Regions from separate parts of the Mus musculus genome. Here all the other regions are linked to region 3. The links are chromatin loops, found by intact Hi-C in ENCODE. Cell type or tissue: left cerebral cortex. All regions are shown on one strand. Each heading gives the region's core, and the rest is flanking DNA. Links, peaks and the distances in the headings are about the cores only.

Region 1 (5,529 bases), core at 530-5,529, 53 kb before region 3:
CCTGTGTGTGTGCATGCATGCATGTATGTACATGTGCATCTTCGAGAGTGCGTGTGTTTGTGTGTGTCTGTGTGTTTCCCGTGTGTTTACCTGTGGAGGCCAAATGACACCAGCTACCTTCAACAATCACTCCTCTATTTCATTCTCCCTCATTCTTAAAAAAAAAAAAAAATCAGTACTTTGAGAATTTTGTATAACTATTTTGATCAAATTCATGCCTTCCCCTACAGATCCAATCCTTACTACCATAATTGAGACAGAGTTTGTAGCTCGTTAACTCCAAAAGACTAGCCAGCTAGTAAGCCTCCCAGATTTTTGTAAGCACAGCGGAGCTTGGCTTTCCTTGGGTACTGGGGAGCCAAATCCAGGTCTTCCTGGTGGCAAATGAGCTATCCTCTTAGTTCGTAAAACCTACCTTATTAACCTCTAACACTGCCTCATACTAACTATTCCTGAAATTCTTTTTGGGCACGCGCGTCCGCGGAGGCCCAGCCTGTGAGCATTCTGGAACTGGCTGCAAGGGTTGTTAAACATGAGCCTGCGGAAGCAACCCCCTAGCGACTTCTTAAAGCAGATCATCGGACGGCCAGTTGTGGTGAAATTAAATTCTGGCGTGGATTATCGAGGGGTCTTGGCCTGCCTGGATGGCTACATGAATATAGCCCTGGAACAGACAGAGGAGTATGTAAATGGACAGCTGAAGAATAAGTACGGAGATGCGTTCATCCGTGGAAACAATGTGCTGTACATAAGTACACAGAAGAGGTGGATGTGAGACACCAGGAGGCACTGCTCTTCAGAGATGGACAGATGAAGTGGTTTTGGTTCTCTTACCATCTTAGTTGGCCTGTTTTCATGGTGGCTGGTGGGAGTTTGTTTGTTTGTTTAATTGACATTGGAATAAGATAGAGGTATTGCATTACAGATTGACTCTTAAGTTTTTCACACACACAAAAAAAGAAATTCTTTTCTGTTGCTTTGCAGCATAGTAAAATAATAATAATTAATAATAATAATAATAATAATAATAATAATAAATGTAGCACTTAGGAGGCAGAAGCAAGAGATTCCCTAAGTTCAAGGCCAGCCTGGTCTCCACAGAGAAACTCTGTCTTGAAAAAACAAAACAAAACAACCCAACAAAGCAAGAAGATAGAAGGAAGGAAGGGAGGAAGGGAGGGAGGGAGGAAAGAAAAGAAAGGGAGAGAGAGAGACAGACAGACAGTGAGCCCCAGGTTCAAACTGGCTGAGCTGTGGTACTTCATATCTATAACACCAGTCGGGAGGCAGAAGCAGAAGGGCAGCCTTGAGTCCCAGGCCAGCCTGGGCTACAGAGGAAGATCCAATCTTAAAAAACCCAAGACAAAGAAAGCATCCTGTGGTGGCCTAAGTCCCCATCAGGCTACCACAGCAGCAGTGCACTGTTGCTGATACCCTAGCACAGTGCCTGTCCTGTAAGACACACTGCACATCTGACAAGGGCTTAGTGCAGGACTGTCCAAAGGAACAACGGACTCAGCTGAGCAACAGAAGTTGAAAGTGCTGGGTTTTATTTAGTTCACATAGGAACTAAATCAGATCTGCTTCTGAGTTCTTCTCTGTCTAATCTCCTCTCCGTGTCGAGTAGCCATCTTTACTTGAAACCCAAGAGGAAGACCTGGAATAGGAAGTGGCTTGTTGAATAAAAGGTCTAAGTTTAAAGTGAGTATCAGCCCTTAGGTTTTCCCCTAGTGTGGCAAGATGGGTTGAAGTACGCTTCCACTGATGCCGACAGCGAAAAGAACAGCTGAATTAGAAGAATGAATGTGTGTGGGGGGTGTGGGGTGTGGACTGGGAGCATCTGCTGAGGGGATCCCCGAGAGTGGCACACTGAACAAAGGTGCCCTTACTCTAGGATACGACACCACTCGCTCCCTATACTAGATAAAGCTTGGCCCTTGGGGCAGGGGAAGCCCCCGGTTAACATCTATTTTTCTTCTTTTCCCTCTTTCTCTGGGTCTCGTGGACCTCATGCCAACTCTGAAATCCTGATGCTTCCGCCTGTACTGCCTGTGTCCCCATGATCAAATTTATATTTGATATTTTGAAACAGGGTCCCACAATGCACACCAGGCTGGTCTTGAACATCTGACTTTTGCCATGGCTTAGATTTCAGAAGCATGCTACTATGTTCAGCTTCCGATTTGATTTTTGGAGATAGGATCTCACTATGGAGTTCTGCATAGGCTTATTCATCATCTTCTGGTTTTAGCAACAAGTATTAGGATTTAGGTGTGTGCCATCATGCCCAGCTATTGGTGATGTTTGTTTGTTTGTTTGTTTTTGATTTTTCGAGACAGGGTTTCTCTGTATAGCCCTGGCTGTCCTGGAACTCACTCTGTAGACCAGGATGGCCTCGAACTCAGAAATCCGACTGCCTCTGCCTCCTGAGTGCTGGGATTAAAGGCGTGTGCCACCACACCCAGCTGGTTATGTATTCTTATGGCAACTCTCCCAACATGCAGGCGCATTGGCACCTTACTTGCCTAACAAATTCCTCTAACCACAGACAGTAGATCTTTCAGTTTTGTCTGAAAAAGAAAAACTTACTTAAATAGCTAGTATGGGTTTCATATGGACATGGCAGTGTAGGGAACTGAGAATCTGTGGCTAGAGAAAAGGGCTGTATCTAGGGTCAAACTCTGGCGCCATCATTTAACAAGTGAACACTCTGTGATTCCTCACTTGTCAACAGAAATGAAACCTGCTTTAATGTTATAAAATTACTGGTATTAAGAGGCTCAAACAGGAAAAATGTGGTATGAACATGAATCACAGCTGTTTATGGTTATTTCAGGAAAAGCAGGTTTGGCAGAGTCTGCCCAGTCAGAACAAAGAAACTGATCATGGGAGCAGCAAATGTTAGACCCCTGACCTTAAGCTGGAGCGCAGGGTGGGACAGAAAGCAGTGTTGTCTACTCAGGGAACTAGGGGTGGGTGGGGTTCCTAAATCCAGCTTCCTCCAGAGGTTGCACTGGTTATCCTTTTGTTTTGAGATGTGATGGAAACTTGGAATCTACAGGGAGAAGGGTTGGGAGTCTGACCAATGAGTTCTGGCCCAGCAATGGCTAGTCATGTGACGTATACAAGCCTTGTGTGTAGAAGAAACAAGGAATGGGATATGTGACTCACACTGTACTCTGCGCTCTAGCAGCTGAGGTAGGAGCATTGTAAGAGTGACAGGCTGTCTCTGAAAATTAAAGCAAAAAATAAATAAAGGCCAGAGTCTTCCATGGAGAGTTACTGAAGAGTGACAGTGAGGCCTGGCAGGTGAGGGTCGTACTGTGCGGGCAAGCTTGCAAACCTAACTGAGATCCTGGGAGCTCACAGCGCCAACACCCGCAGGCTGCAGAGGCACACGCCTGCAGTCACCTGACCTGGGAGGCTAGCAAGAAGGATCACTGCAGCCCAAGAGTTTAAGACCATCTTGGGCGACATAATTATGCTCAAATTCAACAAGCTAAATCAAACAAATATAGTGCATATAAAAATGTAATATAGTACCTAACACACAGTGAGCATTAGCGATACCATGTCACTCAGTTCCAGGGGAGCCGATGCCCCCTTCTGGCCTCGATACATAGCCACGCAGGCAGAACACCAGCACCCAGCAAATGAAGAGAAAAGGAGCATGCTAGCTGGGTATGGTGATGTACACTTGTAATCCAACTCTCAGAGCTGAATCTAGAGGTCAAGGACAGTCTGTCTCAAACAAACCAACCCCTTCCCCCATCCACAGAACAAACCAACACAACAAAGAGAACCTGTGGTTATCTCAGGCATCACACAGTGACTGTTTTGACGAGCCACCACTTTACCTGTGATGCTGAGCTAGGAAAGTGAGCAGGGATCTGGGGCTAAGAGAGAAAAAAAATCAAAATCACATTTCCTGGTAAAAAGATAGGCCAGGAGAAAATCAAATTTATAAGCAGAGTTCTTAAATAGCTGAAGATTCTCAAAGCAAGGGACCCCATGGCACATTCTAAGAGGACATCCACCTAAGCAAGTATGTCCCTCTGCAGCTACAGAGCCAATCCAAGCCAAGATGTCCAGGGTTTGTTTTGGTTTTGAGACAGAGTCTTGGACTGTAGCTCAGGATGGTCTTAAACTAAAAATTCTCCTGCACCAGCCTGTCAAGCACTGGGGTTACAGGTATGCACCCCCACACTGGGCAGCTCGTTCCTTGGAGTCATTGGATGGTATGCCTACAAGTGTGTTCACGGAAGCCAGGACTAGGGCACAGCCAAGAACGGTGGGATGCTTACAGAACTTAAACAACGTTACTGCCCATTCACTGCTCTGACAAATGAGGCTGGGGTGTAGCTGAGCACCTGACTGCTGTTTTGAGTGTTTTTGAAGCCTCAGGCTGGACTTCCATCACAAAGAGACAGGGGGAATAGGACAGAGAAAAAGCGGCTTTGACAAAGCCAGTCCAGCAGGGCCTGCTTACAGAGTCAGACAACCATGACAAGGAACGTGTCACCTTCAGTAGACAAAGTCCTAACTAGTGAAGGTGAGTTTTCTGCTCCTACAAGAAAGTGAAGTTAAATGGTTGTTTGCTGTTGTTGAGTTTTTAAAAAATACTTTTATGTGTGTGGGCATTTTGCCTTGCATGTATGTCTGTGTGCCATTTTGTGCTTAGTGCCAGAGGAGGGCACATCAAATGCTGTGAAACTGAGTTACAAGTTGCGAGCTGCCACGTCAGTGCTGAGAATCAAACCTGGGTCCTCAGAGGGGACAGTTAATGTTGTTAACCACTGCTTCCTCTCCCCAGCCCCGCTGTTTTTTGATACAGGGTTTCATATACCCCAAGGAGACCATGAACTTTTAGTCTTCTCGCCTCTATCTCCCAAGTGCTGAGATTACAGGTCTGTGCCAATATGTCTGCTGTATTCAGTGCTGGAATCAAACCCAGGGCTTTGTGCAAGCTAAGCACACACTCAGTCAAACTGAGCTATACCCTCAGCTCCAATTCTATTTTTACCTTTTTGTTGTTGTTATTTTTCAAGACAGGATTTCTCAGTGTAACCAGCCTTGGCTGTCCTGGATTTGCTTTTAAGCCGGGCTGGCCTCAAACTCAGAGATCTGCCTGCCTCTGCTTTCTGAGTGCTAGGATTAAAGGCATGTGCCACCACTGACCAGTTTCTATCTGTGTGTGTGTGTGTGTGTGTGTGTGTGTATGTCAGAAGACAGACAGCTGGGGTTTCATTCTGTGGTCTTCCCCAGCCAGGAACTTGCAGGAACTTGCTATGTAGACCAGGCTGGCCTCAAACTCAGATATTTGCCTATTTCTCCCTCCCAAAAAAATGAGGTTTAAGTTGTGTGCCACCATGTCTGGCTCTATTTTTACTTATTTATTTATTTTTATTTTTGTCTTTCCCTGTGTAGCCTTGACTGTCCTGGAACTCAGAGATCCGCCTGTTTCTATGTCCAGAGTACTGGGACTAGCATCTATTTCTATTTTTATATAGGGTCCAAGAGCTAAGCTGC
Region 2 (5,529 bases), core at 530-5,529, 71 kb before region 3:
TTTATAGCTTCAGCTAGCCTGGAAGAGGCCTAGGAAAAGCATTTGAGTCTGAGGACAGCCTCTAGCCATTTTATTCAGGCAGCATTACCATCTCTGAAGCTCAAACTAATCCCATTTTGTTTTGTTTTCTTTTGTTCTTTTAGGTAGACTGGGACTAGGCACCAGGGAGTCCCATAACTGCCCTCAGCAGGTGCCTGTGGCCCCAGGACAGGAAGCTCAGAGAGTTGTCTGTGGTATTGACTCTTCCATGATCCTCACCTCTCCAGGCAGGGTCCTGGCCTGTGGAAGTAACAGGTACTGGGGCATCAAGGTGCTAGGGCTGCCTCCCCGCCCTCCTTGGATGCAAAGTATCTCAGTCCTTATTGCCTTCCTCCTCGTTCTAAGGTTCAGAGCCTTAGGATTTGTCTCTTGGAGCTATAGATCCTAGCAATCCCTGCAGAGACTCCCTGCGGTGGGAGAAAGGCAGGCGGCTGATACAAACTTCTGGCTCCATCCTTAGGTTCAACAAGCTAGGCTTGGACCACCTATCCCTGGACGAGGAGCCTGTTCCCTACCAGCAAGTGGAGGAGGCCCTGAGCTTCACACCACTGGGCTCTGCACCTCTGGACCAGGAGCCCCTGCTGTGTGTGGACCTTGGCACTGCTCATTCAGCTGCTATCACTGGTGTGTAGGACCTAGGCATGGGAGGCCTGCAGGGGATTCGCCGGGCTTTGTCCAGACTTCTGCACCACTGTCCTTTCCTTGCTTGTCTTCTGTCTCCACAGCTTCTGGGGACTGCTATACTTTTGGCAGCAATCAACATGGACAGCTGGGCACCAGTTCCCGCAGGGTCAGCAGGGCACCCTGTCGGGTCCAAGGCCTGGAGGGCATCAAGATGGTGATGGTGGCCTGCGGGGATGCCTTCACTGTGGCCGTTGGGGCAGGTGAGGGTGGGCAAGATGCGGGTGGACCGGATGCAGGTGGACCACGGCAGGAATATGGTGGGTTATACTCACCACCTTCCTTGTGGAGTTGTTCTTGCTGTCCAGTGTTCAGCTGATTGCTTAGTTAATGCCCCACTCTTTCCAATTTTGGCAGAGGGGGAAGTGTATTCTTGGGGCAAAGGAACCCGAGGCCGACTGGGAAGGAGGGATGAGGATGCGGGGCTGCCTAGGCCAGTGCAGCTGGATGAGACTCATCCTTACATGGTGACTTCAGTGTCCTGCTGCCATGGGAACACTCTGCTGGCTGTTCGATGTGAGTTTTCTTCTCCTATCTCACCCACATCACTAGGGTGAACCCAACTCCCCTCTACTCCCCACTCTATCTTCCATAGTTATAACCCAAATTACCCACCCAGAGCAATCTTCTGCCCCCAGAAAAATGTGGGAAATGGGGAGGGGACGCCATTTCCCCCCTCAGGGAGAAAAGGCTGCTTCTATGGCTCTCCACACCTTGTGTGAATTCTTGCTCCTAATACTTCCTGGAGCCAGTTGATAGGAAAACTTCCCTTTCTGGCCTGGCAGGAGGGTTCTGGCTCCAGGGCCCAATGAAATCAAAGAGGGCTGATGCTTGCTGTAGGCGTTGCCTCCAGAAAGGCAGTAGTAGCTTCTCTTTGATACTCTTCAGCAGTCACAGATGAACCAGTTCCCCCCTGAGGCGACAGGATGATCCAAGAGACCACCTTTGAGTATTCTGAAAAATGCAGGTGCCCGAGGAATGACTGTTGTCAGCGTCCTGGATTGTGTCGTCAATGGGGTAGAAAGGCCAGTGAAGTCTACTCTGTTCCCCCAAGTCCCTGTCTCCAAAGCTCTTTATCTTAGTAAATATCTGCAAGGCTCCAGTCTGGCAGGGGTCAACAGAAGGACGGCCTTCAAAACCTTTGCTAAAAAAAAAAAACGCACCTTTCTCCAACCACCCTCAGCCCAGTTAGAAAGTAAGTCCCTGACGGTGTCCTCTTGGAGACTCATGCCATGCTTTGGAATAGGGCAAGCCAGGGCTTGTTTGGACTGGTCATTAGGCTAGCCTAATCTCTGCATAGCTTGCAGCTGATAGGTTGGAGGGAGCCCCCTTTTCTATCTTACCCTGAGGCAAGGGTTTGCACAACCCCTGCGAAGGCACCCCTCCCCACACACACCTCTTAGGGAGGGGGTGCTGGAGCTATTTTTTTGTTTGCTGAGGAGATACTGCTGAAAGGTTGCCCTTTCCCCAGGCTATTCACCAGACCTAGACTGGGGAGAAAGGTAACCCGACCAATTTCTCAAAGGTTTCAAAGTATCACTAATAAAAATATCAAATGCCTGCTTGGCTTATGATCTCTTACTGGGTGGGTGGAAGTGGCCGCTAGACACCCCAAGACTGGGTTGGGCCCGACTGTGGTTGCAGGGCAGCGGCCAGGAGGAATGTGGGCGCAGCCAGAGGCCTGAGGGCTGGGGCCGAGGTTCCGCTGGCCCAGCGCCCAGCCCAGTTTCCTTGCTCTAGCCTGGTTTACTGGGATCCTGTTGCCAGGCTTCGCTGCCTAGCACCTAGAAGCTAGGGCCCCGGGTCCCTGAGCGGCGCGTGGCGCAGGAGACCTTAAGGTGGCCTCTAAAGTGTCAAGTCTTTGTGGTGCGACCTGATAGGCACCATCGTAACGCAAGGGGACCCGCTTCTGGAAGACTCTCGGCCACACTCGGAGTTCCAGCGGGAAAGAGAAGCCTAATTTAACTTTCAAAGCCAGGGCAGAGTTCGGAGTGCGACAGCATTCGGAGTGAGGGGTTGTGGAGTGGGCGGGGCACGAGGGCGGGCTCTAGGACCATGGGGACGCGGCTCCGCCCCCTCTTCCGGCGGGCGGGGTTGCGGACCCGGGCCGGTCTCGGCCGCCAGTCGGCGCCGCCCGCAGCCGGGAAACGCGGCCCGAGCGAGGCGCGGGCTGTGGGGCCGCCGCGTGCCCGGCCCCGCTCGCCCGTGCCCGCTGCCAGCCCGCCATGCCCGGCTTCGACTACAAGTTCCTGGAGAAGCCCAAGCGGCGGCTGCTGTGCCCACTGTGCGGGAAGCCCATGCGCGAGCCTGTGCAGGTGTCTACTTGTGGCCACCGCTTCTGCGACACCTGCCTGCAGGAGTTTCTCAGGTGCGACCCGGGGCGGTGGGCCTCCGCCGGCAGTGCAGGGGGATGAGGGCGGTGCACGGGGGACGGGCTCGGGCCGGAGACACGTCGCGCCTTTGTCTGCGAGGCCGCCCGGTGACCTCAGGAGCGCCCACCATGATGTCAAGGGGCGGCAGTGACGTCAGGGCCCTGGGGAGGACCTTACGCACCCAAGCGTAGGGTCTCGGGTCCTACCTGCCCAGCTCCAGGTAGGAAAAACTGCCTCCCCACGCTCTGGCGGAGGGAAAGCCGCCCTTCCTGACCCGTAGCCGGCCCTTCCCCCCTACCTGAGAGCCCGAGCGGCCACAGTCTTGAACTTTGAATCCTTTAGGGAAGGGAAGGACAAAGCCTCTCTCTCCCGCGCGGCACTCAAGCCGCTGGAGTTTTCACCTGTCCAACCTCTTCTTTTCCTCTCTGACGTTGAGAGAGCGGCCGCTATTGTTCTCCCATTTCAGAGATTCAAAAAAATAAGGGCTGCGATTTGCCCAGGGTCACACGATTCAAGTCTTTAGCTGGGAATCCAGCCCGGGCTGCGTGTGGCCAAGCAGTAGAGGTTGGACTGTGACCTGCAGCCCTCCCCGCCTCTTAAGTGGGGAACCCTCCCTTGGGGTCTTGAGTACAATGGATGGTTGGTACATCGGCCACCCGGGTTGGTACTGAATGCCCTGTGCCCACTGAGGATCCAGGTCCTGCCTTGCGGCCTCAGGCATCGCTCACATTTCTGGGCACCCCTGGGCGGTCTTGAGGCTCCTGGCACTGAAGGCTGCATGTTGGAGGGGAGATCGGGGAGCCCCAACGCCCGTGGAGGTCGTGCTCTAGAGCACAAGGCAGGCTGAGTCTGCCGCGGTCCCGCGAGGGGAACTGGCAGGGAAAGCAATGTGGGACTTGTGCCTCAGTGCTTCGTCCCCACTGTCTTCCGAAGCCCCTGGCTGGCGGAAATCTCAGCAGGCCCTTTGTTTTTTGTTCCTAGCAGCCGCGGGCTCCTGCTCTCACATATGCTCCTGCTCAAGCTGCTGTGGTCCCCCCTCCTCCCTTCTTTTCTCCCTCCTCCCTCTGGCCCTCCTCCCTGAAATGTACACACTTAACTCCTCTACAGACACACACGGGCCCATTGTCTTCCCGGCTCCCTTCCTGGCCCTCTGGTTTCCAGATGAGGCCAGCTGAGCCAGCCCCCTCCTCCAGCTGACCCACCCTTACTGCCTCGGGGAAGGAGCCAGGAGGGGTCTGTCAGGCCTTGTTCCCTCCTTCACCTCCTTCTCAGTCCCCTCGAGGCTGCTTCTGCCCCTCCTCCTCCCGGAAATCCCCTCTTCCTCTCCCACTACCCCCTCCCCCCATCCTGTCTTCTCCCCTGGGCTTGGGCCTCCACTGCTCAGCCAGGAGCTGCCTCTGCCTTCTCCCCTCCCCCACGATCCAGTTGTGTTTAGTGGCTTCTGGAGGAAAGAGGTGATTGAGCAGGCTCTGCCTCCCCACTATCACCCCTACCCTACAAGTTAGGTTGTCCATAGCCTTGGCCAAACCTTTTGTCCTGGCTGGGCCCCAAGCTGCAGAGTTAGCTGCTGCCTGAAGCCTAGGGACCTGCCTTAGTCCCCTTGCTGTCTTCAAAACCACCGGGTCAGCACATTCCAGAAGCAGCCAAGTGGACCCCCCTCCCCCTTGGCCCACCCCTCTTTTACTCCTGCTGCTGCTGGCTATTACCCAGATTGAGCCAGGAAGGCTGCTCCTGGGTGCAGGCATAGCTCTTTAGTGCCTCACTTGGGTCCTTCGCATCAGGGACATGGCCAGTAGTGTGGACCAAGAGGAGGTGCTTTGATGGACTGGGCACCTGGGATATGGACTGCCCAGGCTCTGGACAGTGCTGTTACAGCAGGGCCGCCCTGTAGTCTCTGCTTCCGCCTTGAGGCCTACCTGACTCAGATCTGCCAGGAATGCAGAGCCTGGGGGCTTTCAGTCTTGCTGGGTGAGCCCATGCCTTGCCTGGGCCATGGCAGTCATGTGTGACAGGTCTTGTAGGGGTCAGTTGGGCCATACTGGCAGGAGGAAGCATGCTACCAGGCTCTGTGGGTGTTAATATCTGTGTGGAGATGGGAGAAGAGGGACAGGAGAGCTGGCAGGTGTTAGGGTGGCCAAGTTTCAGGAGCTCTGCCTGTGGTTAAAGCCTGAGTTACCACAGACAGACATACCACAGACAGACAGACATACCCAGGTGCTGCTTTACTAGGGAGCCTCTGATTGGTTTTTTGCTTCCTCCCCCACCCCTCCATCTTTTGAATTGCCTCTCAGAGGCAAGTGGTGAAGGCCAGGAGGGAGTGTGAGGAATGGATGGTGGGAGCACAGAGCCGGGGGCCCTGCTATTCCTTCCCACTCTTTTAAGAAACACACCCTCAAAGAGGAGAAGGGATAGTATAAAGTGGCCTCAAGATGACCTT
Region 3 (6,180 bases), core at 635-5,634:
CAGCCTGGTCTACAAAGTGAGTTCCAGGACAGCCAGGGCTATACAGAGAAACCCTGTCTAGAAAATCAAAAAAAAAAAAAAAAAAAAGACGTTCTAGCAGATAGGTAAGTTAAAGACAGCAAGGGCTCACTTCCCCCATGCCTCTAAAACAATTCATTCCTCTTATCTATGGATCTCTGGGGATCTAGTACAGCCACTCCCCACCTTCATTCAGCTAAAAGAAATCACTCCCCAATTTTCAAAAGGCCTCACTGTTTCAAGCTCTCGTTCCTCAGAGCCAGCAGGGCTAAAGTATCTGCCTTTCTGTGCACTTGAAAGGCATCCGCACTTATCTTTAGAAAGCTGTGTCTAGAAAAGCACTTTCCCTCCGTGGCAGCGCACAGTTTAACTCTGTCCTTCGCTTTATCCACCCTCAGCAACAAAGCCCCGGGAGCGCTCCTCCAGCCTCTCACAGAACCAGCCATCTCCTAGACCCTTACACAACTACCTACTTGTCCTTCTCACTTCACAGAAGAGATTTCTGGCAGAAGACTATAAACAACGAAGAAAAAGAGTTGAAAAGCTGTGGCTGTACACCACTCCAAAACAGAGAACGCCCTAGGGCAACCAGACTCTTGCAAAGGAAGCTTTTAAAATTAAAAAGTATCAGAGGCTGGCAGGCAATCTTCTATTATTATCAATCCCCTTTGCTTTCTTTGCAGGGCATTAAATAAACTTGTTCTTTTTCCTACAAAATAAAGAAGGCAGATCGGCTAGAGCTGGAGTTAACGATGATGGTGAACCATCATGTAAGTGCTAAAAATGGAACCTAGGCCCTCTTTAAGAGCAGCAAGTGCTCTAAACCACTGAGCCATCTCTCTAGGCTCCAAATAAACAAATTTTTAAAAATATAATAAGAGAAATCAGGGTTCAGGACAGCCAGGGCTACACAGAGAAACCTTGTCTTAAAAAAGAAGGAGGAGGAGAAGAAGAGAAAGAGGAAGAAGCAGCAGCAGCAGCAGCAGCAGCAGCAGCAACAGAAGAAGAAGAAGAAGAAGAAGAAGAAGAAGAAGAAGAAGAAGAAGAAGAGGAGGAGGAGGAGGAGGAGGAGGAGGAGGAGGAGGAGGAGGTAGCAGCAGCTGCCGACAGGGTAGGGAGGAGGTATGGGATGGGGAACCATCAGAGGATGGATCAGGAGGGGGATAAAATCTGGAGTGTAGAAAATGGACTAAATAATAATAATGATAATGATAATAATAATAATAGAAGCCTATTCTGGGCTTGATGATGGAAAACTGTAATCCCAGTTACTTTTAGGAGGCTGTGGCAGGGGTACTGAAAATTCAAGGGCAGCCTAGGTAATGTAGTGGCACCGTCTCAATTAAAACAAAACAAAACAAAATGGGCTGGTGATAGGGCACTTGCCTAGCACACTCAAAACCCAGGCTCAGGTTCCAGCATCAAGTAGAGGCTGGGGAGATAAATGGCTCAGTTAATAAACTGCTTGGCACACAAGCATTAACAGAGGAGCCCTCCCGAATCTCAGCCAGGTACGCCTATAACCCCAGCTACTGGGGAAACAGAGGCAAGACTGTTAATTCAAACTCAACTAGTGCTTGAATTCAAGACCAGCATAAGCAAGTTAGTGAAACTTAGTCTCAAAATAAAAAGCAAAAGGAAGGCTGAGAACATAGCTCAGTGCTTCAGGCTGTATTTGCTTCCTCTTGGGTCAGAAGCTGCATACCATGTAAAAAGGCACAGGAGTAGGGTACTTTTCCTATTCAATTTGACAGAGAATTTGTCACACCACGGAAGAAAGTGCTATTTCTACAGATGATCTGCTGTACTTATGCAGGGTGCACATATTTTTGTCTACTGAGGTTTTACAAATATGCTTTGTTTTGATGGAGAAATCAGTTACTCCATTAATAACCATAGAGTCTAAAATCTGATCGTATTGCTGGTACATACTAGCATCCGTATAGTATTTCCAATCTATAGGTTTCATAAGCTCTCTCAACCAATATATGAAGCTTACAAAAGCCCAGCATTTAATGCTGGATCTTCCAGAGAACCAGAAAGGTTAAGTGGGTCCTATCCAAGGTTATCGATCAGGTTTATCTGTGCTGGACTTGGTTCCAAACCTGACTCCATGTCCTTAGCTCTTTAACCTAGATTCCTCCTGAATTTAAACAGAGCTTCCGACTCCCAAGCTTTACCCAGGGCACATCATAACTCCAGTGACCAGTCCTTCTCTGACTGGTTCAGAGTGGACTTCTTCAGCTCCAGCACGGCTTTTATTTTCCACCACCCTTCCCCCCCAGCAACCATTCTCTGAAAGAAGCGGAAAGGGAGAGGCGACCCAAAGCTCCTGGGGGAAGGGATGATGACAAACCAGACAGCGCGAGGCACTGGTCCTGCCGTGTGCGCCCTCACTCCACGAAACGCAACCCCTTCCCTCCGCCAAGCTGTCCAGCTCTGGGACTCATGACCTAATCATCCATGCTCCAAATGCTCCACCATCATCACCTCAAACTATCCCTCCCCCACGACCTCCGTCCCCGACAAGTAGAAGCCACCCCGCTAGTCAGGGTGTCCTTCCACCACGCCATATCTGCATTCCTTAGAGTCCACTACCCTTAAACCACCACTCACTGTCGGTGACTGGGCCCGGCCCTCATGGCTGCTCCGTTGTCGCCGGTCGCCGCCACTGCTGCTCCACGCCCCAGCCTCTCAATCACAGCCGCCGTCCGGACTGGCCGGGAGCTGCTTCTGCGCCTGCGCAGCCCGGATTGCCCGGGGCCCTCTCCGGCAGTCAGCGCCTGCGCACCTCGCTCCGGGGACGTCTTTATCATTGCCTGATGTCCTGCTTCTCTGGGTCTCAAGTGGGCATGGCCGCTCGCTGGCCTTGGATATTTTAGGTCTTAGGGAATGTGGCTACTGAGCCTTCCTTTTAGGCCTCTAGAATATCTTGCCTAAATTACTAAAGTCTTGAATTGAGATTTATCCCACCAGAATTCTGGATCCTGCCTGCACTTAAAGACCAAATCTTTTAGGCGTGGAAGAAATTGCAGACTCGTTCCCTACTGTACATCTCTGACTACGGAGTCAGATCTTTTTGCAAACCGATAAAGAAGACCTTTATCCCTGTGTAGTAGTAGCACGTACCCAACAGTACTTGAAATATTAATACTTACGATTATGAGCGACTGGACGGACATCGATCCTAGTAGCCAAACTTCAGTCCTCTGCATCAGCAGCGAGTGCTCATAGTCGCTGAACATTTCTCCAGCCCCTATACAACTATATTTTTTTTTAAAGATTTATTTATTTATTATATGTAAGTACACTGTAGCTGTCTTCAGACACTCCAGAAGAGGGCGTCAGATCTTGTTACAGATGGTTGTGAGCCACCATGTGGTTGCTGGGATTTGAACTCTGGACCTTCGGAAGAACAGTCGGGTGCTCTTACCCACTGAGCCATCTCACCAGCCCATACAACTATATTTAATGGAACTCTTAAGTGTTTAATAAACTAACACCCGGACGGAATGGAGCACTCCATGAATCTTTGCAGAGGCAGGAGGATTTCTGTGAGTTTGAGGCTCTCCTGATCTACAGATGAAGTTCTAGGATATCCAGAGCTACATTTTTAAAAGAATTTGGGCTCTGGAGAGATGGCTCAGTGGTTAAGAGCACTGACTGCTCTTCCAGAGGTCCTGAGTTCAAATCCCAGCAACCACGTGGTAGCTCACAACCATCTGTAATGGGATCCAACACTCTCTTCTGGTGTGTCTGAGGACAGCTATAGTGTACTCATAAAATAAATAAATCAATCTTAAAAAAAAAAAAAAGAAATTGGTGTTACTTCTTTCTGTCTTTTTTTTTTTTTTTTTTTTTCAGAGAAGTACCCAGGAACCCGAAGGGTTTTCATGAAATGCTTACAAATGTATTAATACTGAGGTGATGATGACAACTTTGGCTATATAAGACAGAATCTCACTAGTATCCCAGACTGGTCTTGAATCCCATATGTAGTCCATGGTGGCCTTGAATTTGTGATCCTCCTGCCTCAGCCTCCTGAATAACAACATTACAGGCCTGAGCTACATTCCTGTCAGAGGCTTCTGTCTTTTAAAAATGTAAGTTGGTTGCTACAAATTGCTATGAACTAATTGGTATCTAATACAGTATACACAGGTGCAAATTTAATGAGTGAGTTGCCTCCTAACTGGTCTGGGATAGAGGGACTCAAATTTAATTAGGGTTGCTCACATAAGCCTTGGGGACTTGCTGATTACAGGAGTATGGTCAACTTACCAGTGGCTGGACAAAATGTGTCTCAGTTTCTTTCTTTTTCTTTTTCATTTTTCTCTTTTATTTTTTCTTTTGTCTTTAAAATGTCTTCCAGAGGCTGCAGAACTGGCTCAGTGTTTTAGAGCCCTTGTTACTATTCCTAGCACCTACACAGTGGTTCACAAACATCCAAAACTCCACTTCCAGATGTCCACTTCTGACCTCCTCAAGCAAAGCACCAGGCACACATATGGAGCACATACATACACACAGGCAAAACACTCATACACATAAAATAAAATCTGAAAATATCTTCCACATAACTATAAGCATTCCTCCAATATTTTCTGCATGTTTTTTTTAATATTTGTTTTATATGTGTTAGGTTTCAATCCTAGGACAATTAGCTGAAGTGCCTATTTAACATATCAAAGCAGATGCTGGCCTCCAGATTCTCCCTTTAATCACTCAGTCCCCCCTACCTGTTACTGAGCCCTCCTGGCTGGCATACCCTGCCCTCCACCCTGAACTCTCCAGCCCAGGAAAGCCCACTTGCTTGCTTGCTCTCTCTCTCTCTCTCTCTCTCTCTCTCCCTCTCTCTCTCTTCCTTCCTTCCTTCCTTCCTTTTCTTTTTGATTCACTAAGTACGGACACTTTGTCTGCATGTATATCTGTGTGTGTACCATGTGAACGCCTGATGTGCTTGAAGACCAGAAGCCTGTGAGCTAGTGCCTAGCTTGAAAGATGTAGCACTATTTATTTATTCAAAGTGATGCGTGTTTGTAATCTCTGCACTTTGGAAGCTGCCAGAAGGGCTGTCTCAAATTGAGATTGAAACCACCCTAAGAAAAATAGCAAGAACCAAGCCAACCAGAGCCACATAACAAAGTCCTGTTTAAAAAGAAAGAAAAAGCTCTGGAGAGATGGCTCAGCTGTTAAGAGCACTGACTGCTCTTCTGAAGGTCCTGAGTTCAATTCCCAGCAACCACATGGTGACTCACAACCATCTGTAATGGGATCTGATGCCCTCTTCTGGTGTGTCTGAAGACAGTGACAGTGTTCTCACATATATAGAATAAATAAATTAAAGAAAGAAAGAAAGGAAATGGTTTGTGTTAAGTCCAAAATCATTGCACACTTGGCACCAAAAGAGAACTACACAGCCAAGGATGATTGAGAGTTTATGTGACATTACTTCCTGATGAGTGGATGACTAAAAGGAAGTCCGAACTGACCTTGACCTCTTGGTGCTACACCATCAATGTCTCCATCATCACCATCAACACCATCAACATCACCAGTGTCTCCATCCACTGGGTCCTTGCCACATATGCTTCCTGGGAAGGCCTGTTAGGACCTACATGATGAACAGTACCTCTTCCCATGCTTAAAACATTCTGCGTCTCCTACGAGAATTCTATCCTTGTACTAAAGTCCTCTATGATAGGGTTGCATGTAGATCCAGCTGACTTCCATACGTATGCCAGGGCAAACTTGGAACTTCTAATCCTCCCACTTTCCTTTCCTTAGTGCTGAGAGTAAGGTGTGCCCCACCTCACCTTGGTTATTGGTGCTAAGTTTTGACCACAAAACTTCATGCATGCTAGGCAAGCGCTTCCAATGAGCTCATGTCCCCCTCCCCCCTTTTCAAGATGGAGTAGCTCTTGCTGATCTAGACCTCACTCTGTTGAACAGGATGGTCTTGAAATTACAGTCATCTTCCCGTCTATGCCTCTCAAGGACTAGATTATAGCACGTGCAGACCCTATTTGAATTGCCGCTGTTGTTGTTGAGGAAAGGGTCTTACTGTGTAGTCTTGGCTGGCCAGGAAATGACCACGTAGACCAAGGATGCCTTGACCTCACTATGTAGATCAGGACAGCCTTGAACTCACAATGTAGACCA

The links. A loop is a pair of places that touch in the nucleus more often than their neighbours do. Peaks named below come from ENCODE experiments on the same cell type or tissue, not always from the same donor. Only the 100,000 strongest peaks of a DNase experiment are listed, where the experiment ranks them.
Region 1: a loop joins it to region 3, with 2.4 times the contacts of the local background. A loop is called at or near these places in 15 of 42 quality-filtered maps.
Region 2: a loop joins it to region 3, with 3 times the contacts of the local background. A loop is called at or near these places in 13 of 42 quality-filtered maps.

Annotation. Positions count from the first base shown.
Region 1 is chr11:78,144,442-78,149,970 of GRCm38, reverse strand. All of the region lies in intron 2 of Fam222b (family with sequence similarity 222, member B), which reads right to left. It also overlaps the pseudogene Gm12571. Among named protein-coding and RNA genes, the nearest start is that of Traf4, 18 kb to the left of the region's middle. In left cerebral cortex, for the core only: a CTCF peak has its summit at 3,598 (motif pointing left); no DNase peak of the experiment used is centred there.
Region 2 is chr11:78,162,857-78,168,385 of GRCm38, reverse strand. Traf4 (TNF receptor associated factor 4) reads left to right here and starts at 2,836. Exons shown (of 7, transcript NM_009423.4): 1 at 2,836-3,088. The coding sequence starts at 2,946. Nek8 (NIMA (never in mitosis gene a)-related expressed kinase 8) reads left to right here. Exons shown (of 15, transcript NM_080849.3): 11 at 144-294; 12 at 500-663; 13 at 765-923; 14 at 1,078-1,236; 15 at 1,609-2,280. The coding sequence ends at 1,637. In left cerebral cortex, for the core only: a CTCF peak has its summit at 2,845; DNase peaks (open chromatin) are centred at 2,988, 3,230, 4,093, 4,465 and 1 more place; H3K4me3 peaks cover 2,636 bases; H3K27ac peaks cover 2,494 bases.
Region 3 is chr11:78,091,246-78,097,425 of GRCm38, reverse strand. Fam222b (family with sequence similarity 222, member B) reads right to left here and starts at 2,736. Exons shown (of 3, transcript NM_145430.3): 1 at 2,635-2,736. In left cerebral cortex, for the core only: a CTCF peak has its summit at 2,785; DNase peaks (open chromatin) are centred at 2,357 and 2,784; H3K4me3 peaks cover 2,494 bases; H3K27ac peaks cover 1,822 bases.